Linked DNA regions of Homo sapiens: all the other regions are linked to region 1. Evidence: read pairs that join two places in POLR2A ChIA-PET (ENCODE). Cell type or tissue: PC-9. All regions are shown on one strand.

Region 1 (8,000 bases):
TTGGGCCAAGTGCAGTGGCTTAAGCTAGTAACCCCAGCAGTTTGGGAGGCAAAGACGGGAGGATCACTTGAGGCCAGGAAGACCAGGCTGCAGTGAGCTATGATTTTACTGCTGCACCACAGCCTGGGCAACAGAACAAGACCCTGCCTCAAAACACAAACCAAAACCAAAACGATACTGTTTTATTACTACTAGCAGGAGTGGCCTACACGGGTGGTGGGTATGCTGGGCTTAGGGTGTATGGGAGCCATGAGGAGAAGATGGTGACTGAGATCCTAGAAGGAAAGGGGGGGTGGGGCTTGAAAGGGGTGGGGCTTGAAGGCAAGACCCTCCTTAGATTTGCTTCTGGGAATAGGTAGCCATGATAAAACAGTCATGGCTTATGATGAACTAGGGCCATGCTGCCAATAAGATTAAGAAATTTTTCAGTCTGAGATGAGGGAAACAAAAAAGATTAAGCAATTCTTGGAAATCTAACTGCCTGTCACAGTTGAGGTCTAGTTTCTTCATCATGTGGTCAAGGACACCAGCGTCCTTGTGGTTCTGTGTGAGGGCAGCCAGTTCTGTATTCATGAAACTGAGGGGCTCCCCTCTTGGAGAGTTTGCGGTTGTGACATCCTTTCCAGCATCCTCCTGGAAAATAGCAATCAGGGACTTGATGCACTGCTCAGTCTCTGTAGGGCTGGAGAATTTTTCCATATTGGAGTTGAGTGAGGTACCTGCTGAGACTTTTCTATTTTGCAAACTCTTTTTTTTTTTTTGAGACGGAGTCTTGTTCTGTTGCCCAGGCTAGAGTGCAGTGGTGCAATCTCAGCTCACTGCAACCTCTGCCTCCCAGCTTCACGCCTTTCTCCTGCCTCAGCCTCCTGAGTAGCTGGGACTACAGGTACCCGCCACCATGCCCGGCTACTTTTTTATATTTTTAGTAGAGACGGGGTTTCACCATGTTAGCCAGGATGGTCTCGATCTCCTGACCTTGTGATCCACCCGCCTCGGCCTCCCAGAGTGCTGGGATTGCAGGCGTGAGCCACCATGCCTGACCTGTTTTTAGATTTGCTTATTTCTTGCATGTCTAATTTATGAGACCTTGATACAGTAATGCCATGAGGCATTACATGAAAATCACTGTAAAGTTTTTAGTAACTAGAACCTAGAATTTATATTATCATGGTTCTCCTTTATTTTCACTTTCAGGAAAATCTGTACTTTAGTGTTTTAAGTAAACTAGTTTCCTTCTTCAATGATTTTTCAAAAAATTTTTCTTTAAAAACAATTTATTTGTAAGCAGGCAACGTAGTGAGACCCTGTCTCTAGAAAAAAAAAAAAAGCTCTCTAAAAAGTCCTGGCCGGGTCGCGGTGGCTCATGCCTGTAATCCCAGCACTTTGGGAGGCCGAGGTGGGCAGGTCACGAGGTTAGGAGATCGAGACCAGCCTGGCCAACATAGTGAAACTCCATCTCTACTAAAAATACAAAAATTAGCCGGGCATGGTGACGCACACCTGGAGTCCCAGCTACTCGGGAGGCTGAGGCAGGAGAATCACTTGAAACCAGGAGGTGGAGGTTGCAGTGAGCTGAGATTGAGCCACTGCACCACTGCACTCTAGCCTGGGCAACAGAGCGAGACACCGTCTCAAAAAATAAAAATAAAAAAGGTCCCAGGCACAGTGGCTCATGCCTATAATCCTGAGTCAAGGAATTCTAGCCCAGCTTGCGCAATGAGGCTAAACCCCATCTCTACAAATGATACAAAAAAGCCGGGTGTGGTGGCGTATGCCTGTGGTCCCAGCTATTTGGAAGGCTGAGGTGGGAAGATCACCTGAGCCTGGGAGTAGAGTATTATACACCCTGAGTGCCCAGGAGGCCATGGATTTTGTTTGTTGTTGTTCTTGTTTTTTGTTTTTTTGAGGCAGAGTCTTGCTCTGTCACCCAGGCTGGAGTACAATGGCATGATCTTGGCTCACTGCAACCTCCGCCTCCTGGGTGCAGGCGATTCTCCTGCCTCAGCCTCCCAAGTAGCTGGGTTTATAGATGCCCGCCACCACGCCGGCTAATTTTTGTATTTGTAGTAGAGACGGGGTTTTGCCATGTTGGCCAGGCTGATCTGGAACTCCTGACCTCAAGTTATCCACTCGACTCAGCTTCCCAAAGTGCTGGGTTACAGGCATGAGTCTCAGGAGGCTCGGGCAGGAGAATGTCTTGAGCCCGTTAGGTAGAGGTTGCAGTGCACTCCAGCCTGGGCAACAGAACGACACTCCATCTCATAAATAAATAAATAAAAACTAAGAAACTAAGAGGTGATGAGGAAGAAGCAGAACCTCTGTAAATGACCATTTGGAGTGAAATCCCTACCCCCTTTCCCATTCAAAGGATGAATCTTTGAACTGCATAGCAACTGTGAAATCTTTGATTATAAATTTTCCACTCATCGTGTGTACTCTTAAATGACAGATCATTGGAGATCTACCAAAACAGAACTGAAAGTGTATCTCCTACCTATAGTCAATATATTATAGAAGGAACTTAGTCATTCATACCCTTTGATACCTAGCCTACTACTTTTCTACTCCCTGAACACAATTTTTGACTTGTGGAACATTGTTTTTTTTTGTGCTGTGTCACCTAGGCTAGGGTGCAGTGCCATGATCTCAGCTCACTGCAACCTCCGCCTCCCGGGTTCAAGTGATTCTCATGACAGCCTCTGGAGTAGCTGGGATTACAAGCATTCGCCACCAAACCCAGCTAATTTTTATATTCTTAGTAGAAGTTTAGTAGGGTTTTGCCACGTTGGCCAGGCTGGTCTTGAACTCCTAGCCTCAAGTGATCCTCCCGCCTCGGCCTTTCAGAGTGCTGGGACTACGGGTGTGAGCCACCACATCCAGCCTGGAAAATCTTTTTGTTACAATTTTGGGCATCATTCCAGATTTCTCCTTTCCTTTCTTGCCTGTTGCATCTTATTAGTCCCCAGTTCTATTGATTTCTTCCCATCAATATGCTTGAACTTCCTCCATTCCTATTCCCACTGAATTGCCTTTTTTTTTTTTTTTTTTTTTTTTTTTTTTTTTTTTGGAGATGGAGTCTCACTTTGTTGCCCAGGCCGGAGCACCATGGGATCTCGGCTAACTGCAACCTCGGCTTCGTAGTTTCAAACTATTCTCCTGTCTCAGGTGATCCACTCACCTCAGCCTTCCAAAGGGCTAGGATTACGGGTGTGAGCCACCACACCCGGCCTAAATTGGCTTTTTAAGACCTCATCTTCCACTAGAAAAATTGTTAGTTATGTCTCACACCTTGTTTAGCTTCGGAACGTCTCATGCCTTGTTCAGCTTCGGGCTGTCCCCCCCTTTTTTTTTTTGACAGAGTCTCGCTCTGTCACCCAGACTTGAGTGCAGTGGCGTGATCTCGGCTCACTGCAACCTCCGCCTCCCGGGTTCAAGCGAGCCTTCTGCCTCAGTCTCTGGAGTAGGTGGGACTACAGGCGCGTGCCACCATGCCTGGCACATTTTTGAATTTTTAGTAGAGAACGGGGTTTCACCATATTAGCCAGGCTGGTCTCAAACTCCTGACCTCAAGTGATCCGCCTGCCTCGACCTCCCAAAATGCTGGGATTACAGGCATGAGCTACCACACCCCGCCCGGTCTGTCCTGTTTACTGCTGCCAAAGTGTGTCCCTGGCCTAAAATCACAGCAGATGTCTGCTTAGTACGTCATAACCAAACCTTTTGGAACCTATCCTCTGCCTAACACGTTGGTGTTCTCATACAGTGCAGTCTTGGAACAAAGTACCCATTAAATTATCTGAATTCCTTATCGTACTATGGCATTGCCATTGTGCTGTTATTACTCAAGTTTGGTGGACCTGTGCCCAGAAGTAGAATTATTGAAACAAAAACATTGTTGTCATTTAACATTTTTGAGATGTTTTCTTTAGTTATTTTTCCTGCAGGGTTATATGATATTTTGATTTATAAGAAATATATGCTTAGTCTTTGTACTACTTCTGGCACAGCTCCTAAAACCTTTGGGATCTCTGAAGTGACTAAGTGTCTTTTTGTATGCTAATGAAATGACTGATGGCTGGGAGCTCTTGGTAGCCTCCACATGGGCTGGTTGCCAGGAGAACCAACCACGATGAGAGGTTTAGAACTTTTTAGTCTGACCTCTGGGAGGGGAGAGGACTAAAGGTTGCTAATCTCCAGTGGCCAGTGATTCAATCAGTCATGCCTATGTAATCAAGTCTTTTTTTTTTTTTTTTTTTGAGACGGAGTGCCACTCTGTCACCCAGGCTGGTGTGGGGTGGCACAATCACGATCTCGGCTCACTGCAACCTCCGCCTCCCGGGTTCAAGCAGTTCTCTGCCTCAGCCTCCAGAGTAGCTGGGATTACAAGCACCTGCCACCATACCTGGCTAAGTTTTGTATTTTTAGTAGAGTCAGGGTTTCACCATCTTGGCCAGGTTGGTCTTGAACTCCTGACCTCATAATCCACCAGCCTCGGCCTCCCACTGCGCCCAGGCTTTTTTTTTTTTTTGGAGACAGGGTCTCTCTCTGATGCCCAGGCTGGAGTGCAGTGGCGTGATCTCAGCTCACTGCAGCCTCTGCCTCCCGGGTTCAAGCAATTCTCTTGTCTCAGCTTCCTGAGCAGCTGGGACTATAGGCATATGCCACCACACCTGGCTAATTTTTTGTATTTTTAGTAAAGATGGGTTTTCGCCATATTGGCCTGGCTGGTGTCAAATTCCTGGCCTCAAGTGATCTGCCTGCCTCAGCCTTGCAAATTGCTGGGACTACAGGTGTGAACCACTGCTCCCAGACACTGTCTCATATTTTGTGAAACACTCAACCTCCTTGATCTGTTTTGATAGTTGATAGACACAGGTACACATAACTGTTTTTCTACTGTAAGGAAATTGGCACACACATGATGATAAATGATCCTTGATACCTGGGGCCTACTCCTAAGGAGGGATAAAATGGAGTTAGGGGCATTGGAGAATGACGAATGGGAGAGGCTACAGCCCTCTGTGGTTGGCATTCTGCTGTGCTGCTAAGGCTGGCTTTAGAAGTAACAGCTTATAATTAGAACTGTGATTTGTGTCTGCCTGTCCATCCGTCCTCCCTCCCTCCCTCCCTTCCTTCCTCCCTTCCTTTTCTTGAAACAGAGTTTCTCTCTAGTTACCAGGGTTGGAGTGCAATGGCATGATCTCGGCTCACCGCACCCTCTGCCTCCTGGGTTCAAGTGATTCTCCTGCCTCAGCCTCCTGAGTAGCTGGAATTACAGGCATGTGCCACCACGCCTGGCTAATTTTTTGTATTTTTAGTAGAGACGAGGTTTCTCTATGTCAGCCAGGCTGGTCTCGAACTCCCGACCTCAGGTGATCTGCCCGCCTTGGCCTCTCAAAGTGTTGGGATTATAGGCGTGAGCCACTGCGCCCAGCTGTTATTTGTGTTTGTTAAGTAGATTCTTTACCTCTCCAAGTAAGAGAACAAACACAACCCCGCCCCCCCATATTGGGCTATGTATGAAAGGCTTAGCAACAATTTAGAAGTTTAGAAAGCCCAAGCCCTTTTAATGCAAAGCACCGCCATTGGCTTTTTGGTTCCCACCTGAAGTGTGGCCATAGAGGCTCGGGAGCCATAGGTTTGGCCTGGGGTGGTAGTCTATCACAGGTCACCTGCACTTGGCATTCTGCTGTGGTGGTGTTCTAGCCGACTGAAGACGTATTCAGTGATACCTAGCAAGCAATTAATTTAAGAAAATTTAAAAAGAACAATGCCAGTGTTGTGGGGCCTAATAATACAGATTGCTCCCAGCTTCTCATAGTAGCTTTTGAAAGTCTTATTGTGGTAATATTTAGGCCATAGGTTGTGTTTGCCTTTTGATGCCAGCTTTAGAACCAGTTGAGTATGCATGATTTTTGGGTGGGGACAGGGAGAGCCTACCTTTTCTTCATTGTCTGAATTATTTTGCTATCAGGAACTGGAGACTAAAATCTAAACAGATCCAGTGGAACTATTTTCTGAGAATGATGTCTGTGTTTGACACATGGGAGTATCTGTTTCCCCAGCCAGGTCGTGTGAATTTTTTTTTTTTTTTTTTTTTTTGAGATGAAGTCTCGCTCTGTCGCCCAGGCTGGAGTGCAGTGGCGTGATCTCGGCTCACTGCAACCTCCGCCTCCCAGGTTCAAGCAATTCTCCTGCCTCAGCCTCCTGAGTAGCCAGGATTACAGGCGCCTGCCACCACGTCCAGCTAATTTTTGTATTTTTAGTAGAGATGGGGTTTCACCATGTTGGTCAGGCTGGTCTCAAACCCCTGACCTCGTGATCCACCCGCCTCCGCCTCCCAAAGTGCTGGGATTACAGGCGTGAGCCACCGCGCCCGGCCCGTGTGAAAAATTTTTACCACCCACTTGTCCAAGAGGAGGGAGTGAACAAACAAGACTTGATATTACACCTTTGAAAAGCAGAGTTGAAAGGATTGACAAAATAAGTGCCTACTTTGTTTTAGAGGTATATTTTCACCATGGTTACTGACACTATTTTTTCCTATCTGCCAAAGACCTTTGGGAGAGTCCATTGCCACTAGCTGTAATTTTCTTTCGAAAGAACCTTCCTAGTATATCCTTGTCACTGTTCCCAGGAGAGATTTTCTGTTACTTTTCTCAGTCTCAGAATCAGTTTTGTTTCTTCTTTTTTTTTTTGAGACGAGTCTCGCTCTGTTGCCCAGCCTGGCTGGAATGCACTGGTGCGATCACAGCTCACTGCAAACCCTGCCTTCCTGGTTCAAGCGGTTCTCTCACTTCAGCCTCCCAAGTAGCTGGGATTATAGGCACACGCCACCACGCTTGGCACATTTTTGTATTTTTAGTAGAGACGGGGTTTTGCCATGTTGGCCAGGCTGGTCTTGAACTTCTGGCCTCAAGTGATCTGCCCACCTCAGTCTCCCAAAGTGCTGGGGATTACAGGCAGGAGCCACTGCACCCGGCCAGTTTTGTTTCTTTAACTCTCTTATAGTAGACCTTTCCCATTAGAGATGAGTTATAAGCACTAAAACAAAACCCTAGCTTCTTCTCCCCACAGTGGATGGGTTCTACTTTATTTCATTAATAAGCTTTTTTCCCTCCTAGCTTTGATATAAGCTGACAAAACTGTTCTTAAATTGGTCGAACTTGTTTTCATTTTTATTTTTTCAAAAGTTTTAAAATAGAGACAGGGTCTCACTTTGTTGGCCAGGCTGTAGTGCAGTGGCTGTTCACAGGTGCAATCATAGTTCATTGCAGCCTCCAACTCCTAGGCTTAGGCCATCTTCTGCCTGAGCCTTCTGAATAGCTGGCACTATAAGCATGTGCCACCACACCCAGCTTCATTTTTATATTTTAGAAGACAGTATGTTTAAACTGAACATTAAAACAATTATTTACTTATTTTTGGAATATGTAACACATTTTATTGTTCAAAGTCTGAAAGGTATAAAAAGTGATGGGGTCAGCCTGGGGCAACATGGCAAGACCCTGTTTTTACAAAAAATAAAATAAAAAATTATCCAAGTATGGTGGCATGCACCTCCCAGCTACTCCAGAGGCTGAGGCTGGAGGATTACTTGAGTCCAGGATGTAGAGGCTGCAGTGAGCCATGAACATGCCACTTCAGTATGGGAGTCTCAAAAAAAAAAAAAAGGAAGTTCAGAGTGTTATTTACTTCTGACTTATAGCTGGCAAGTACAGAGATAATCTTTGCCGATAAGGTTGTTTCCAGTTTATAATGTACTCTTCTATCTAAACAAACGGGTGTGTTTACCCCATTTGTAAATAAAAAACATGGCAACATGATATGCAGTGTTTTGTACCTTCCTTTTTTTTTTTCTTTTTTTTCTTTTGAGACAAAGTTTCCACTTGTTGTCCAGGCTGGAGTGCGATGGCGTGATCTTGGCTCACCACAACCTTCACCCTGCTGGGCTCAAGCAGTTCTCCTGCCTCAGCCTCCCAACTAGCTGGGATTAACAG
Region 2 (8,000 bases), 110 kb before region 1:
TGGGCTGCCACCCTGGGTGGGGAAAGAATTCCTGTGGGCTCTGCTCCTTCTGCAGTTGGTGGACAACAAGGCAGACTTGGAGGGAAAGGTGTTACCATGCCCCGATGCAGCCCCCTGTGGCAGCGGCTCATCCATTCAGGGCAGGACCTCTCCCCTGCACTGTTGGCTTGGGAAGAAGAGCTGGCCTCCCCTCCTCCCGGGAGCCCTCCCTGACCACTCCCCCATGCCTGGGCTGGGTTCTGTGCCTCCGCACTGGCTTCCCTGGGTACCCTGTGCACTGCATGATTCCACACCCTGCCATGGACCAAACACCCTAGAGTCAGGGCCTGAGTCTCGCCCATCTCGGTTTCCCTGTGCCTAGCTCAGTGCCTGGCACACAGTAAGTCTCAGGTAGGCAGAGTGAGGGAGGAGCTGGAAGACTATAGGCACCTCATAGGCACGAGGTGTCAAGTGTGCCCACAGCTGCCCGTGCTGATCCACCCTGTTGTGCCAGGTGGACTCCTATGGCGGCTCCCTGCGTTACAACGTGCGCTACGAGTTGGCCCGTGGCATGCTGGAGCCAGTGCAGCGGCCGGACGTGGTCCTCATGGGTGCCGGGTACCGCCTCCTCTCCCGAGGCCACACACCCACCCAACCTGGTGCTCTGAACCAGCGCCAGGTCCAGTTCTCTGAGGTGGGTGGCGCCTGAGCCCTTAGGGCTGGGAGCAAAGGGGGATTTAGGCTGGGTAGGCACTGATGTGTGACCCCTGCCACCTTCACCCATACCCAGGAGCACTGGGTCCATGAGTCTGGCCGGCCGGTGCAGCGCGCGGAGCTGCTGCAGGTGCTGCAGAGCCTGGAGGCCGTGCTCATCCAGACCGTGTACAACACCAAGATGGCCAGCGTGGGACTTAGCGACATCGCCATGGATACCACCGTCACCCATGCCACCAGCCATGGCCGTGCCCACAGTGTGGAGGAGTGCAGGTGCCTGAGCCGGCAGGGCTGGGAACCACAGAGACCCTAGCAAGGATAGAGGAGAAACGGCAGGGCCTCACCGTCCTTGCAGCGACTCTTTTGGTCCTGTCCCCACAGATGCCCCATTGGCTATTCTGGCTTGTCCTGCGAGAGCTGTGATGCCCACTTCACTCGGGTGCCTGGTGGGCCCTACCTGGGCACCTGCTCTGGTTGCAATTGCAATGGCCATGCCAGCTCCTGTGACCCTGTGTATGGCCACTGCCTGGTGAGTAGTGCCAGCAGACACTTGAACACTAAAATAGGAGAAGGGACAATGTGTGAGATTCCCTGTGTTCATGAGCTCAGCACAAGCCTCCAGAATGACTGTCATGACTGCCAGATGAACTATCATGACCTCTGGATGCAATAACAGAAATATAGGTCAGGCGCAGTGGCTCATGCCTGTAATCCCAGCACTTTGGGAAGCCTAGATGGGTGGATCACTTGAGGTCAGGAGTTTGAGACCAGCCTGGCCAACATGGTGAAACCCCATTTCTACTAAAAATACAAAAATTAGCCAGGCGTGGTGGCGTACGCCTGTAATCCCAGCTACTCAGGAGGCTGAGGCAGGAAAATCGCTTGAACCCGGGAGGTGGAGGTTACAGTAGGCCAAGACCGTGCCCCTGCACTCCAGCCTGGGCAACAGAGCAAGACTCAGTCTCAGAAAAAAAAAACAACCCAGAGATACAGCATCCAGACAAGGGAGGTGTTGGCCCTCCTCTCCACCCTCATCAGACTAATCCTGGAGAGTGCCAAATGAAGAAGCATGGCCTGCAGAGGGCAACTCTAGGGGGAAGAGCCCTTGGGGTGGGACCTTATTTCTTAGGAATAGTGGCGAGAGCTGGGATTGTGGAGCTGACAGAAGAAAAGGCTCAAGCAGGGCAGCATTGTCATCTCCAAATCCCTGCAAAGGTGTCGGGTAGAAGAAACAGACTCTGGAGAGCAGAACTGGCCAGTGGGTGCAGATTGGAAGAGGGTGGCAGGTTTAGGTCAATAAAAAGCAGGCATTTGGAACCATCTATGGGACAGGCTGCCGTGTAAGATGATGAGCTCCCCATCATCTATAAGTGGTTGCAGTTGATGCTCCCCTGTCTGCAAAGCTGTGCCTCCAGCGTGATGGGGAGGCTGAGCTAGACAGCCTCCAAGGTCCCCCGCAGCATCTGGCCCAGTTCTGCTCTAGAAGTTGAGCCATACCCTCCTCCTTCTTCTAGAATTGCCAGCACAACACGGAGGGGCCACAGTGCAACAAGTGCAAGGCTGGCTTCTTTGGGGACGCCATGAAGGCCACGGCCACTTCCTGCCGGCCCTGCCCTTGCCCATACATCGATGCCTCCCGCAGGTCAGCCCCAGCTCCGGGTCAGGGGGGGTTTGGCTGGGGACAGTGCAACAGGCCAGAGAATATTCTGGGCAGGGAGGCAGGAGACTTGGATTCAGATCTCTACCTGATCACTAAGTTATCCCATGCTCCTGGACCTCTCTAGGCCTCTGTTTCCTTTTCTGTATAATGGGCCCCCTGACTTCCTACAGTTGCTGTGAGGCTGCCGGGCAGGGAGATGGCGTCATGCCTCGTGGCACACTGTGTCTGTGTAGACAGCAGTCATTTCCCAGGGTGGGAGGAGAAAGCCTGACCCCAGCCCTGCCCCATGCCCTGTCCACTTGATACCTGCAGATTCTCAGACACTTGCTTCCTGGACACGGATGGCCAAGCCACATGTGACGCCTGTGCCCCAGGCTACACTGGCCGCCGCTGTGAGAGGTGAGGGAGAGCCTTGGGGGCTGCAGGAAGGGGGCTCCTGGGTGGGGTCATGGAAGTGCTGATGGCGGCCCCCTCTCTCCCCTAGCTGTGCCCCCGGATACGAGGGCAACCCCATCCAGCCCGGCGGGAAGTGCAGGCCCGTCAGTGAGTATGGCTGCCACCATCCCCTGACACCCACCTCCCAACCCAACCTGGGCTGCACACCAGGCACCCTCCCTCCCTGCCCCAGCTCATGAACCTTGGGGAGCCACTGTTCCTCTATCTGCCCGGACCACGTATATCCCATTCCCACCTGCCCTGCCAACACTCGTTTTGTGTCCCAGACCAGGAGATTGTGCGCTGTGACGAGCGTGGCAGCATGGGGACCTCCGGGGAGGCCTGCCGCTGTAAGGTACGCGTGCCATCTGCCACCCACCCAGGGGCCTTGGGCCCAGCACCACAGCTGGGAGGAGGAAGAAGGAAGCTCCGTCCTCTCCATAGATCCTTGGCCAGTGGGTGGTAACCCAGTCAGAGGCTGGTGGACCTGGCCCACCGGCCTTCCGTACCAGGACAGGTGGCCTGGCGTTGGGAAGGAGCACTGGTTAGGGAGTCAGGTGACCACAGTTCAAGTCCCAGTCATTCTTTATGCAGCCTTTGTATCTGCATTGTACCTTTGCTTTTGCCATACTTTGTCCATTGTCACATTGATACAATGATATAGATATTAGTGTCCCCAATTTGTGAATGAGGAAATGGAGGCTCAGAGAAGGGAGGTCACTTGCGTTAGGAATGGGAGCATCGGCCGGGCGCAGTGGCTCACGCCTGTAATCCCAGCACTTTGGGAGGCTGAGGTGGGTGGATCACTTGAGGTCAGGAGTTCAAGACCAGCCTGGCCAACATGGTGAAACCCCATCTCTACTAAAAATGCAAAAATTAGCCAGGCGTGGTGGCGGGCGCCTATAATCCCAGCTACTCAGGAGGCTGAGGCAGGAGAATCACTTGAACCTGGGAAGCAGGGTTGCAGTGAGCTGAGACCGCACCACTGTACTCCATTGTAGGCAACAAGACTGAAACTCCGTCTCAAAAAAAAAAAAAAAAAAAGAATGTGAGTATCAAGTGTCGGTGTAAAAAAGAATGGATGGATTCTGGAGTCAGGCACTCCTGGTCTTAAATCCCAGAGTGGATGGGCAAGCTGAGTAACTTTGTGCAAGTCATTTCACATCCCTGAGCCTCTGTTTCCTCATGTGAAGGATGAAGGTATCACCTACCTCTCAAGGTCCTTAGGGGAGTTAAATGAGGTGATGTCGAATGGAAAGCAGAACAGTGCGTGAAACACTCCATAAATAGAAGCAGCAATTATTTCAATCAAGTCGCTGTATTTCAAGTCTAAATTTATTGGTGAACCCCCTGGCAGCCAAAGAGAAAAGGGAAAAATGCTTGCCTAAGTGCTTGTTAAGTGGGAATTACTATTCAGATGGCAATGACGCCTCATACATGTGCTCTTTCTTTTCTTTTCTTTTCTTTTTTTTTTTTTTTTTGAGATGGAGTCTCGCTCCCATCGCGTAGGCTGGATTGCAGTGGCGCGATCTCGGCTCACTGCAACCTCCACCTCCCGGTTTCAAACAATTCTCCTTCCTCAGCCTCCTGAGTAGCTGGGATTACAGCTGTGTGCCACCACGCCAGGCTAATTTTTGTATTTTTAATAGAGACAGGGTTTTGCCATGTTGGCCAGGCTGGTCTTGAACTCCTGACCTGAGGTGATCCACCCGCCTTGGCCTCCCAAAGTGCTGGGATTACAGGCGTGAGCCACCGCGCCCAGCCACATGTGCTCTTTCAGTGGCTCCCCTGGGTCTTGGGTTCTTATCTGGACTGAGGGTGGATTCGGCCAGAGCTCCAGGCAGCCTCTCCCATGGGCTGTCCTTCAGCTCCAACTCTGTGCCTGCAGAACAATGTGGTGGGGCGCTTGTGCAATGAATGTGCTGACGGCTCTTTCCACCTGAGTACCCGAAACCCCGATGGCTGCCTCAAGTGCTTCTGCATGGGTGTCAGTCGCCACTGCACCAGCTCTTCATGGAGCCGTGCCCAGGTACCTCTGCAAGGTGGGCGGGCAGGACCGCCAAGCCCTGGGCCGGATGGACCAAGCGCCAGTCCCAGGCCACGGCCCCCATCCCAGCCCTTTCTCCTCCTCCCAGTTGCATGGGGCCTCTGAGGAGCCTGGTCACTTCAGCCTGACCAACGCCGCAAGCACCCACACCACCAACGAGGGCATCTTCTCCCCCACGCCCGGGGAACTGGGATTCTCCTCCTTCCACAGACTCTTATCTGGACCCTACTTCTGGAGCCTCCCTTCACGCTTCCTGGGGGACAAGGTGGGTAGTGGGTGGAAAGGCAAAGGAAACTCCAGGCAGCAGGAACAGCGCAGGCAAAGGCTTGGAGGCGGGAGGGTCGTGGTGCCTTGGGAGAATAGTGAGATACACTGCATGGAAAAGGTGGCTGGAGCAGTGACAGGGCCCGAATTCAGGCCTCCGCAAGCTCCTGTCTAACCCTGGTCCCAGGTGACCTCCTATGGAGGAGAGCTGCGCTTCACAGTGACCCAGAGGTCCCAGCCGGGCTCCACACCCCTGCACGGGCAGCCGTTGGTGGTGCTGCAAGGTAACAACATCATCCTAGAGCACCATGTGGCCCAGGAGCCCAGCCCCGGCCAGCCCAGCACCTTCATTGTGCCTTTCCGGGAGGTGAGCAATACTGTCCCCTGGGGGTAGGGGTGCGGGCAGGCCCTTGCTCCTGCCTCTCCGGCATTCAATACTCCAGGACGTCAGGGGCTGAGCACATGTGTCCTCTCCTTGGCAGCAAGCATGGCAGCGGCCCGATGGGCAGCCAGCCACACGGGAGCACCTGCTGATGGCACTGGCAGGCATCGACACCCTCCTGATCCGAGCATCCTACGCCCAGCAGCCCGCTGAGAGCAGGTGTCTGGAGCCGGGGCAGGAGGACCAGCATGGGCTTGGGGAGGGGCTCCATCTAAGCGGTGCAGTACAGCACAGCCACTTACAGACTGTGTGACCCTTTTGTGCCTCACTTTCCCTGTCTGTAAAACGGAGAGTCTTAACAATGTCTCCCATACAGGCTGGTCTGGGGCCAGGCTCCCTAGAAAGAAGCCTGAGACGGGGATTGGGGTGCATGTGATTCACAAGGAGAGGGACGCAGGAGGGGGGAGGGGCCATGCAGGGATATGGTTTCAGGTCAAGTCTAGCCCCAGCCTCAGCCCACAGGGAGCTCTGGAGAGTCATTCGCCGGAGAGTGATCGTTCTTTCAGGCCCGTGGGCTCTTGTAGCCTGTATCAGCCTGTCATTGGGGACCCCAGGGGAACGAGGTGGTATAACCTCTCCAGGTGAGGAAGGGTGATGGTTTGGAGTAAGTTGCAGGTAACAGCTGTTTGCCACGGTCCTCGCAGCCTCTGGAGATCTGGACAGGGCCCCAGCAGCACTGTGACAGGGCTGTCGGGAGGACTAATAAGACCCTGCCAGTGGAGGACTCCAGGCGTGCCTGGCACAGAGCCAGCACTCCTATTCACGCTGGGTCTTGTCACGCCCAGGGTCTCTGGCATCAGCATGGACGTGGCTGTGCCCGAGGAAACCGGCCAGGACCCCGCGCTGGAAGTGGAACAGTGCTCCTGCCCACCCGGGTACCGTGGGCCGTCCTGCCAGGTGAGTCCTGGGCCCCACGCCAGCCCAGCCAGCCCCCTCCATGGTGCTTCCCGCTCCTTCTCCATGAGCCCTCCACACCTCCCCAGCCCTGGCCATCCAGTGCCCCTACCTGAATGGGCCGTGTTCGGAAGTCCCTCCCACTGCCATCTTTCTGCCCCCAGGACTGTGACACAGGCTACACACGCACGCCCAGTGGCCTCTACCTGGGTACCTGTGAACGCTGCAGCTGCCATGGCCACTCAGAGGCCTGCGAGCCAGAAACAGGTGCCTGCCAGGTAAGTCCCGCCCTCCTTCCGCCCACCCCAGCAATCTGTGGCCTCTGGAGGCCCAGCCTCAACTCACATCCTGCTCCTCCAGGGCTGCCAGCATCACACGGAGGGCCCTCGGTGTGAGCAGTGCCAGCCAGGATACTACGGGGACGCCCAGCGGGGGACACCACAGGACTGCCAGCTGTGCCCCTGCTACGGAGACCCTGCTGCCGGCCAGTGCGTCCAGTCCCTGCCTGCACCTGCCCTTCCCTGAAATGTCTACCACCCGCTCCCACACCCGCTTCATCCAGGGCCCTTCTGAGAGGCAGTGGTTAAATCCTGGCCTTACTGCCTGCTCAGTGTCACTTGGTGTGAGATACACTTCACTTTCAGGGCCTCAGCTGCCTCATCTGTGAAATGGGGTAGTCCACCCTCCTCAGCCCCTTGTGTGAGAGTTGAATGAGGCTATGCATGTGGAACTCTTAGCACAGTGCCAGGCATGCAGTGGCACTGAGGACACATGAGTTCACATGCCTGTTCTTCCCCTCCCCTCTCCCCTGGTCCTGAAGGAGGATCGGGGGAGAGGAAGGAGCCACTGCGTTCCTGACTAGAAATCTGCCCCCACACTCAGGGCTGCCCACACTTGTTTTCTGGACACAGACGGCCACCCCACCTGTGATGCGTGCTCCCCAGGCCACAGTGGGCGTCACTGTGAGAGGTGAGGCAGGGGGTGGAGAGGGTGGGGGGATGCGCACAGGGGGTGTCCCTGGAATCCTCAGGCAGGGCCCAGCGCTCCCAACCCAGAGGAATCAGGGATGCCTCTCGCTCTTAACCTCGCACAGGCCCCAGAAGACAGTCAGCTCCCCTCCTCGGGAGACTCAACCTCTAGCCCAGAATTCAAGACCCTCAGACACACATCCTAGCCTGCGGTTCACCTTCAGCCCCCTGGCCCCCTGCCCCAGCCAGGCCAGAGTCTTCCCACAAAACCCCTGCTTCTTTCTGAAACTCCTGGGTTCCTACCTGCCCCAATTCACTGGCTGTGCGGTCCAGGGCACGTCCCTGCTCTTCTCTGCCCAGTTTCCCCGTAACATGGGCGAGTCAGGCTCTTCTTTTCTTCCAGTGCATGAGGCCATTGAATTCAATATGGGGCCCTCAGCCCAGCCCTGGGGTTCTGCTTCCCTTCATCCAAAATTCATCAGAGGCTTTTTCTCTCTGCAGGTGCGCCCCTGGCTACTATGGCAACCCCAGCCAGGGCCAGCCATGCCAGAGTGAGTAGGATTGGGGAGGTCATTGGGGTCGGGTTACCCAGAGTCC
Region 3 (8,000 bases), 140 kb after region 1:
ATTTATTTTTAATTAGCCGAGCACACACCTGTAGTCCCAGCTACTAGGAGGCCGAGGGGGAAGGATCACTTGAGCCCAGCAGTTCAAGGCTGCAGTGAGCCATGATCATGCCACTGCACTCCAGCTTGGGTGACAGAGCAAGACCCCATTTCTTAACAACAACAAAAGGTCAGGGGCAGTGGTTCATTCCTGTGATCGCAGCACTTTGGGAGGCTGAGGTGGGAGGATCTCTTGAGCCCGGAAGTTCCAGACCAGCCTGGGTAACATAGGGAGACCTCATCTCTACTAAAATTAGCTGGGCATGGTGGTGCCTGTAGTCCCAGCAACTTGGGAGGCTGAGGAGGGAGGATGGCTTGAGCCTAGGAGTTTAAGGCTGCAGTGAGCTTTGATCACGCCACTGCACACCAGCCTGGGCAGCAAGAGCAAGATCCTGTCTCAAAAAACAAAAAAAAAAAAGGGAAAAAGAAAAAAGTATTTATTGAGCAACTACTATTTACTAAGTGTCAGTGGTATAGTGTTAAGGGCACTGCAACCAGATGTTGGGGGAGGTCAAATCTTCAGACTTTCATTTACTGTGTGTGACCTTGGACAAGTTACTTAACCTCTCTGTGTCTTAGTTCCCTCCTTTGAAAAATGCAAATTAAATGAGTTAATACAATAAAGTAGAGCAGAGCCTGCACATAGTAAGCTCTGTATCAGCTGTGTCGGCCGTTGCTGTTGTTACTATTACCTTTCCGACTTGACTTGAGGTGCTGGATCGTGTTCCTGAGCTGGAAGTCGTAAGGCTCTGTGGGGAGGTCCACAGGATTGGACGTACATGTTATAAAGTTCAGATCTTGGGCTCTGAAGTCAACAAACCTGTGTCCAAATGCCTGGCCTGCCTCATTGCCTGTGTGAGCTTGGGCAAGTTAACGCACCTTTCTGAGCTTCGTGTGGAAAGCAGGAGGTTTCTGAACATCTGCCTCTTTGGGGAACTGTGAGGATTAAATTAGATTATGCAAGACGCCCGGCAGGACGTGGCTTTGTCATTCCTGTCCCTCTTCTACCCCTTCAGGTCTGGGGATGGATGGACAGGCAGTGCCCAGAGCCTCCAGTTTCCTTCTCTGTCCCCATCCTGGAGCCCCTCCCTTCCCCTGCCCCTTACGGCCTCAGCAGTGGCTTTTTAGGTGGAGTTGCCTTCGGGGGACAGGACTGTGGCCAGCCAGGAACTGGAGAGCCAAGGGCCCTGGGATGGGGTCCCAGGTGCAAGCCAGAGCACCCTGGCCTTCAGAGGCCGCTCTGGTTCTGCACCCACATGAGCAATCCTGAGTGAAATGGACACCTACACATGGGGAGACTGAGGCAGAGAGGGTTCTGGAAGGGGGTTTGTCAGGGACTGCTGCATGGCTATCATATGAGCCTAGGGGAAGACAGAAGGGCACCGCTGGACTAGCCTGATCACAAGCAACAGCCGCCACTGGGCAGCCACGGCCGCACCCAGCACTCCAGCTTTACCGGGCTTCTACCCCAGGACTTCCTGACCCCCAGGCAGCCTCTGCCCTCCACCCCACTGCAGGATCCCTACTTCCTCTAGGGCATGTACTTTAAATTCCAGCTCCATCCCCCATTCGCTAGGGGAAGTGGCTTCACCTCTCTGAGCTTCAGCTTCTCCATCTGTGAAAATGGAGAGAAATAACACCAACCTTCCTGCACAGTAGTTGGGGGAGAGTATATGCTTGACGCAGTCCCAGTCACATAGTAGGTCTCACTAAAGAGTCCCCATGGGAGCCTCAGTGGAATTGCCTGGAAGCCACCCTCCCTCCCTTCCTCCCTTCCCCCCTCCTTTTTTTTTTTCTGAGGTGGAGTCTCCCTCTGGAGCCCAGGCTGGAGTGCAGTGGTGTGATCTCAGCTCACTGCAAACTCTGCCTCCCAGGTTCAAGCAATTCTCCTGCCTCAGCCTCCCAAGTAGCTGGGGTTATAGGTGCCCACCACTGTGCCCAGCTAATTTTTGTATTTTTTTTATTTGAGATGGAGTCTCACTCTGTCGCCAGGCTGGAGTGCAGTGGCGCAATTTCAGCTCACTGCAACCTCCGCCTCCCGGGTTCAAGCGATTCTCCTGCCTCAGCCTCCCAAGTAGCTGGGACTATAGGCGTGCACCACCATGCCCAGTTAATTTTTGCATTTTTAGTAGAGACGGGGTTTCACCATGTTGGCCAGGATGTTCTCGGGATCTCTTGACCTCATGATCTGCCCACCTCGGCCTCCCAAAGTGCTGGGATTACAGGTGTGAGCCACCACGCCCAGCCTGTATTTTTTTTTTTTTTTTTTTTTTTTTTTTTTTTTAGTAGAGATGGGGTTTCACCATATTGGCCATGGTTGGCCAGGCTGGTCTTGAACTGCTGACCTCAGGTGATCTGCCCGCCTTGGCCTCCCAAAGTGCTGGGATTACAGGTGTGAGCCATCACGCCCAGCCTGCCGGTAACTATTTCTATGGACCTCTCTTTAGTCCCCACCCTCCCACTCCAGACTCTCCCCATGTCAGTGTACCCTGCAATATGCAGGAACCTGTGCGTAGGGATGTTCCTTTGCTCACAACCCTTCAGTGACTCCCAACCTTCATTCATTCATTCAGTCATTCAACAAATAGTGAAACTTGGGGAGCCAGAGTTTACCATGAACAAATGATGTGAAAGTTTTCATTGAGTGAATTCCCATGAGCTGCCCAGGCTCTGCGATGAATGTTTTTGGAAACTGAGGCTGAGAGAGGCTGTGTCACTAACCCAAGCTCACCTAGCCAGTCAGTGTCTGAGACTATCTCCCCCACACTGATGCCACAGGCTTGAAATGCCACTGCCACCATATCTGTCCTTTTGGGTCAAGCATTGCCCAGCGCAGACCCCTCTTGTAAGATGCCATCACTCCTGGGAGGTGGAGAGGCCTCCAGTGCATAAGTGGGGCTGTGGATGGTTCCTCCGGGCCATTTCTCCTGCTGGAGTAGCTGGGCTGAGTGGAATTAGAAGGGAGGCTCAGACTGGGCGCAGTGGCTCACACCTATAATCTCAGCACTTTGGGAGGCTGAGGCGGGCAGATCACCTGAGGTCGGGAGTTCGAGACCAGCCTGACCAACATGGAGAAACCCCGTCTCTACTAAAAATACAAAATTAGCCAGGCATGGTGGCGCATGCCTGCAATCCTAGCTATTCAGGAGGCTGAGGCAGGAGAATCGCTCGAACTCGGGAGACAGAGGTTGCAGTGAGCCGAGATCAAGCCATTTGCACGCCAGCCTGGGGAATAAGAGCGAAACTCTGTCATAAAAAAAAAAAAAAAAAAAAAAGAAGAAGGGAGGCTCACAGCTTTCTCAGTCTTCTTCCTGGGCCAGACTTTTTCGGGTCCTTCCCCTCTTGGGGTGTGGCAGCCCCGGCTCTGCCTGACTCAAGCCTGCTGTAGGCCACCAGCGATCATCTGAGTCACCCTCGAGGGACCAGCCTCTCTTGATGGGACCTGAGCAGAGGTGCAGCCACGTCAGGGTGGCCCTAGGCAGCAGCGGAAGCCAGGCCTGCTTGCCCAGCCCCAGGATCCCGGGAACCACTGGGCATTTCCTCTCCCTGCCCCAGAGGTGGCCTCGGCAGGCTTTTTAGGGTGATAGGAGCTGACTTCACCCTCGCCAGACCTGCTTTCTTTCCTCAGGGAAGGGTGTGGTGTGGGCAGAGAGTCCGGGCTTAGACTCAGGCAGGTCTCATGCAGATGCTAGCTTTGCTGCCGGCCAGCCGTGTGACCTCTGTGCACAGCTGGGTCCTGTCTGTAAAGTGGGAATACCAGTGTGGTGAGGAGGCCATGCCCTCGGGCCTAGAACGAGGGCTCAGCACAGGGCCTGGCATGTGGTAGGCCCAATGAGCGTCAGTTATGGTCACGGTCACTGTCATTCGTAATAGCGGTAGCCCTGGTAGCCCCTCAATGCCAAGGCGGCTACTCCCAGAGGCTCAGGGAGGGGTCCATTGTAGAGGCGGGGGCACCCTGCTTAGTCCAGAAAGCTCACCCTCCACAGCAACCCTCAGTGCCCCTGCCTCAGTCTACTCATCTTCAGAGTAGGTCACTGCTTGGCTGGAGGCCTAATGGAGAGCTTGGGGAGAGACCCTGTCCACGTCTCTGATCTCCGGGGAAGGAGAAGCCTGTGTGGTAGCCCTGCTAATGAAGCCCCTCCTCTCCCTCCTCTTGGGGAACCCATGACCCTCTCCTCCGTGAAGTCTATCCTCCCTCACATCCCCCAGCTCTGAGAGTGACTCTCCCAGAGTTCCCAAATTTCCTGGCTTGGGGCTCTCCCTGACCTCAGACTCTTTCTCTTCCAGGAGGAGCGATGGGCAGAACCAGCACTTCCCTCAGGCACTAGACCTGTCACGAGTGAACTTAGTTCCCTCCTATACTCCTTCACTCTACCCTAAGGTAAGTGTCCCCCTCCATACCTACGGCCCCTGGTCTGCCCCCTACCTCCGACACATGCCCAGGGCTGGGAAAGGCCCAAGAATGACTTTTGGGCAAAGGTAAAATGTTCAGGCAGATGCTGATGGGGTTTAGCTCCTAAGGGGTTGCCACTCCTGAGCCCGGGGTGAGGCTGGTGCAGTCACAAACGTTGAACCTAGGTCTGTAGACTGTGGCAGGGAGGGGCTTAGGGCGAATCTAAGCAAAACAGCTGGGAATAAACCAGCCCCCCAGCTATCTTCATCATCTCCACAATCAACGTCACCATCAGTCTCCTTATCTGTAAACCAGGTGCAATGAGAGGACCCACTTCACAGGGTCATTGTGAAGATTGCTGCAAAGTACAGACAGGGCGGCCCAGGCACAGCATCCGGCACAGAGCAAGAGCCCTGTCAACGAGCCTCTATCATTATCGTTAAAATCAAACGTTTGCCCAGTACCTGCTTCATGCCAAGCCTTGTGCTGGGTGCCAAGCGACCAGAAACCAATCTGATACAGATCCTGCTCTCAAGGAGCCACAGTCCAGTAAAGCAATAGATAACTGAACAATGTATGCAGGACATCAAATAGCAGAAATAACCTCTAATATTTATTGAGACTTACTGTGTACTAAGAGAGTACTTAATGCTTTATTTGCAGTATTTCATCTCATCCTTGGACTATGTGATAGCTACTATAATCAGTCCCATTTTGCAGATGAGAAAATTGAGGCTCAGAGAGGTTCAGTCACTTGCCCGAAGTCACTCAGGTTGGATGTGGTGGGGCCACGACCGGATGCAAGCTGTCTGACCAGAGGGCCTGGTGTTAGGGCCTCTCTGATGCAGGGGTGACAAGCTCTCACTTTTGCAGTACTTTTTGCAGTTTCTAAAGCACACCCACAGACATCATGCCACCTGGTCCTTTTAGTAAACCTTGGGTAGTAGGCATTATCTAGTTGAGGATGCAGGAGATCAGAGAAGTAAAGTGGTCTTCCCAAGGTCACACAGCCAGAAAATAGCAGAGGCAAAATCCACCAGGCTCCTCCCTGAGAGCTCTGGCCTGGAATAAAGGCCACGTACCTTGCCTAGGCTGGGAGGGCAGATGGCCAAGGAATGGTGTCCATATGTGGGGCCACCACCTTCATGGGGGTGCCACGTGGGGCTGCTGGGAGCAGCAGCAGGAGATTCCTGAGACTGACTCCTGTTTTCTCTGTCTGGGCAACAGCCCAAGACTGGGGCATGTGGATCCGGGGCTTGGCAGGAAGGGAGAGACTCAATGGCAGCCCTCACTTGACAGCTGGGTTCATGAATGAAGCTCCCAGTCCCTCTTCCCCTGAGCATCTCAGGAGGAGCCCTGGGTTCTCACCAAGGGCTGTATGCCCTCGGACCACAGCTTCCCCTCCCTGGGCCTCAGTCTTCCCATCAGGAGACGAGAGAGAGAGAGAGCAGCCCATAGCCCTGGGCCCTGCGTGCTAGACAGCCTGGGGTTGGCCTTCTCGGATTATTGAAAAGCTGCCTCCCCTCGGGCTTCCTGGCTTCCACCCAGTCTGGCTAGAAGCCTCCGTTTGTGCCAACACAGCTCAGACAGCGGGCTCTGAACCTTCCCTTCCCGACAGCCCACCCCCACCTCAGAATCAAGAGTCTGTGGACCATCCTCCTTTGACAGGAGAGGAAACCAGGGGCTAGAGAGACTGAATGATTCATCTGGGGTCTCCAGCAAGCCAGTGCTGGGCTGAGGGAACACAGGCCTGTGACATATTCTCCATTCCCCTCCCCTGGTGCCCCTAGCTCTGTGCACATTTATAACATGGATGGCATCCATCTGAAGGGCAGGTGACCTTCCTCTGCCAGTGGGCAAATCCCTGCCCGTCTCTGGGCCTCAGGTTCCTCATCTGTAAAACAGAGGTGACAGTTTCTTCTCTACCTGCCTTGCCAGCTTGCAATTGGGTGAAAGTACTTTGGAAAGTAGAAATTAGGAAGCTGAGCTCTTATCAGCGTCATTACATTCCCAGGGCTGGACAGGGCACCCAGAAGGGACATTCTCCTCCCTTCAGGCCCCACATTTGTACAGGCATCGAGCTACCCAGGACCCTCCTTCCCTCCTCCCTACAGGGGTTTCTCCACTCGGGGATTCAGAAACCTGCACACACGTACATACACAGCCTACCCACACCTACATATGGGGACAGAGTCACAGACACAAAACACACAGCCACAGCCACTGGTCTGTAAATATATTCAGAGACTTGCACATGCATGAGATACACATGTACAAACACAAATTCCCATACCAAGGCATTCCCATACACACAGAAAGACAGTATGCCCACATACATACAGCCACATCCGGTCGTGGAGTCTCACACACACGCACACATGGCTGCACGCATATGTGCACACACCTTCCATGCCACCTGGCACACAGCCATCTCCAGTGCTGTGAGCAGGTCTCGCCTCCCCCGGGGGCAGTGTGGGAATGGATGTTTCTCTGGCTGGATTTCGATGGGTGCCCGGAAGCATTCAGGCCTGGAAGTGGCTGCATAAATCAATATTTGCTGTTGTTAATTATTAAAACCAAAGCTACACCGTGTCTGGAACACCCATCTCCAGAGTTCCTGCTGGCTCTCCAGGCCCAAACCTGATTCAAGGCCAGGTCTAGGGGGAAAGGGAGGGCACAGTGCTTTCCTTCCAGGAGCCCTTAGTTCTGGGGCTGGAGGGTGGTGGGCAGCCACTGGCAGCTCTTTCAGGAAGCTGAACAGAGGTATGGCTCTGAGCTGGTGGGCAGCCCTGCCCCCGCAACATCCAAAGCAGCTGTGTCTGCTTGGCCACAGTTCAGGAAGCATTTGCTGTGTTCCCAACATCTGTCTGGAGGAAGTGGTAGCAAGGCCCTGTCCCTGTCCCTGCTGTACAGTGGCTATACCAGGCCAGGGACACACTGCAGAGCCAGCTGGAAGGGCCTACAGAGTCCTTATATTTTAAAGATGGGGAAACTGAGGTCCAGAGAGGAGGCAGGGACTCACTCAAGGCCACTCAGCAAGTTGTAGCTAGAATCCACATGTCCCAAAATCTACTTGGGTCCTTTCCTCCATACCACGGGCCTGGCAGCCCCTCCCTAGGTGCTGTGGCCATCTCCCCCAGGATCTGGGGCAGCTAGGGCGGGGGAAGGGACGGAGCAGGCCAGCCACTGTGAGGCATGGGAAGCAGGATGGAGGAGAGGAGGAGGAAAAGGGACAGACCCCAAAGAGTAGCACCAGGCCTTTCTCTGGATTCCACTTTGACTTCTTCCTGACTGTGTGGTCTCGGGCAAGCTATTTCACCTCTTGGAACCGGCTTCTCATCTGTATAATGGAGATGACATTTGTACCTCCTGGGCTGTGACGAGATTACGACACATGCGAAGGGCCCAGCATTAAGTAGGTGCTCAAGAAAAGCCCTCTGTCTGCAAGGTAACCCAACCCTGTCCTTGATGCCGAGGCGGGGTACCCAGAGCCTGGGAAGATGGAGAAAGTGAGGTGGGGGCGCGCTGGGGAGAACCGAGTGGGGGGCCCCCTCGGGGAGCCCGACGCA

Evidence for each region. ChIA-PET counts read pairs that join two places held together with the same protein. Peaks named below come from ENCODE experiments on the same cell type or tissue, not always from the same donor. Only the 100,000 strongest peaks of a DNase experiment are listed, where the experiment ranks them.
Region 2: POLR2A ChIA-PET joins it to region 1 with 25 read pairs; 2 of 35 experiments call an interaction of 5 or more read pairs at or near these places.
Region 3: POLR2A ChIA-PET joins it to region 1 with 19 read pairs; 4 of 35 experiments call an interaction of 5 or more read pairs at or near these places.

Annotation. Positions count from the first base shown.
Region 1 is chr1:21,760,968-21,768,967 of GRCh38, reverse strand. The region is part of intron 1 of USP48 (ubiquitin specific peptidase 48); the gene reads left to right. Among named protein-coding and RNA genes, the nearest start is that of USP48, 18 kb to the left of the region's middle. RefSeq lists an enhancer at 6,987-7,066. In PC-9, no CTCF peak of the experiment used is centred here; a DNase peak (open chromatin) is centred at 4,007; H3K27ac peaks cover 1,770 bases.
Region 2 is chr1:21,873,329-21,881,328 of GRCh38, reverse strand. It overlaps HSPG2 (heparan sulfate proteoglycan 2), which reads left to right. Exons shown (of 97, transcript NM_005529.7): 15 at 494-673; 16 at 770-966; 17 at 1,075-1,222; 18 at 2,208-2,335; 19 at 2,666-2,752; 20 at 2,838-2,896; 21 at 3,076-3,143; 22 at 4,677-4,817; 23 at 4,924-5,100; 24 at 5,287-5,466; 25 at 5,582-5,700; 26 at 6,327-6,438; 27 at 6,600-6,713; 28 at 6,796-6,923; 2 more. Among named protein-coding and RNA genes, the nearest start is that of HSPG2, 60 kb to the left of the region's middle. In PC-9, no CTCF peak of the experiment used is centred here; no DNase peak of the experiment used is centred here.
Region 3 is chr1:21,622,723-21,630,722 of GRCh38, reverse strand. It overlaps RAP1GAP (RAP1 GTPase activating protein), which reads left to right. Exons shown (of 25, transcript NM_002885.4): 3 at 4,326-4,419. Among named protein-coding and RNA genes, the nearest start is that of LINC02596, 40 kb to the right of the region's middle. In PC-9, no CTCF peak of the experiment used is centred here; DNase peaks (open chromatin) are centred at 1,542 and 3,622; H3K4me3 peaks cover 686 bases; H3K27ac peaks cover 4,639 bases.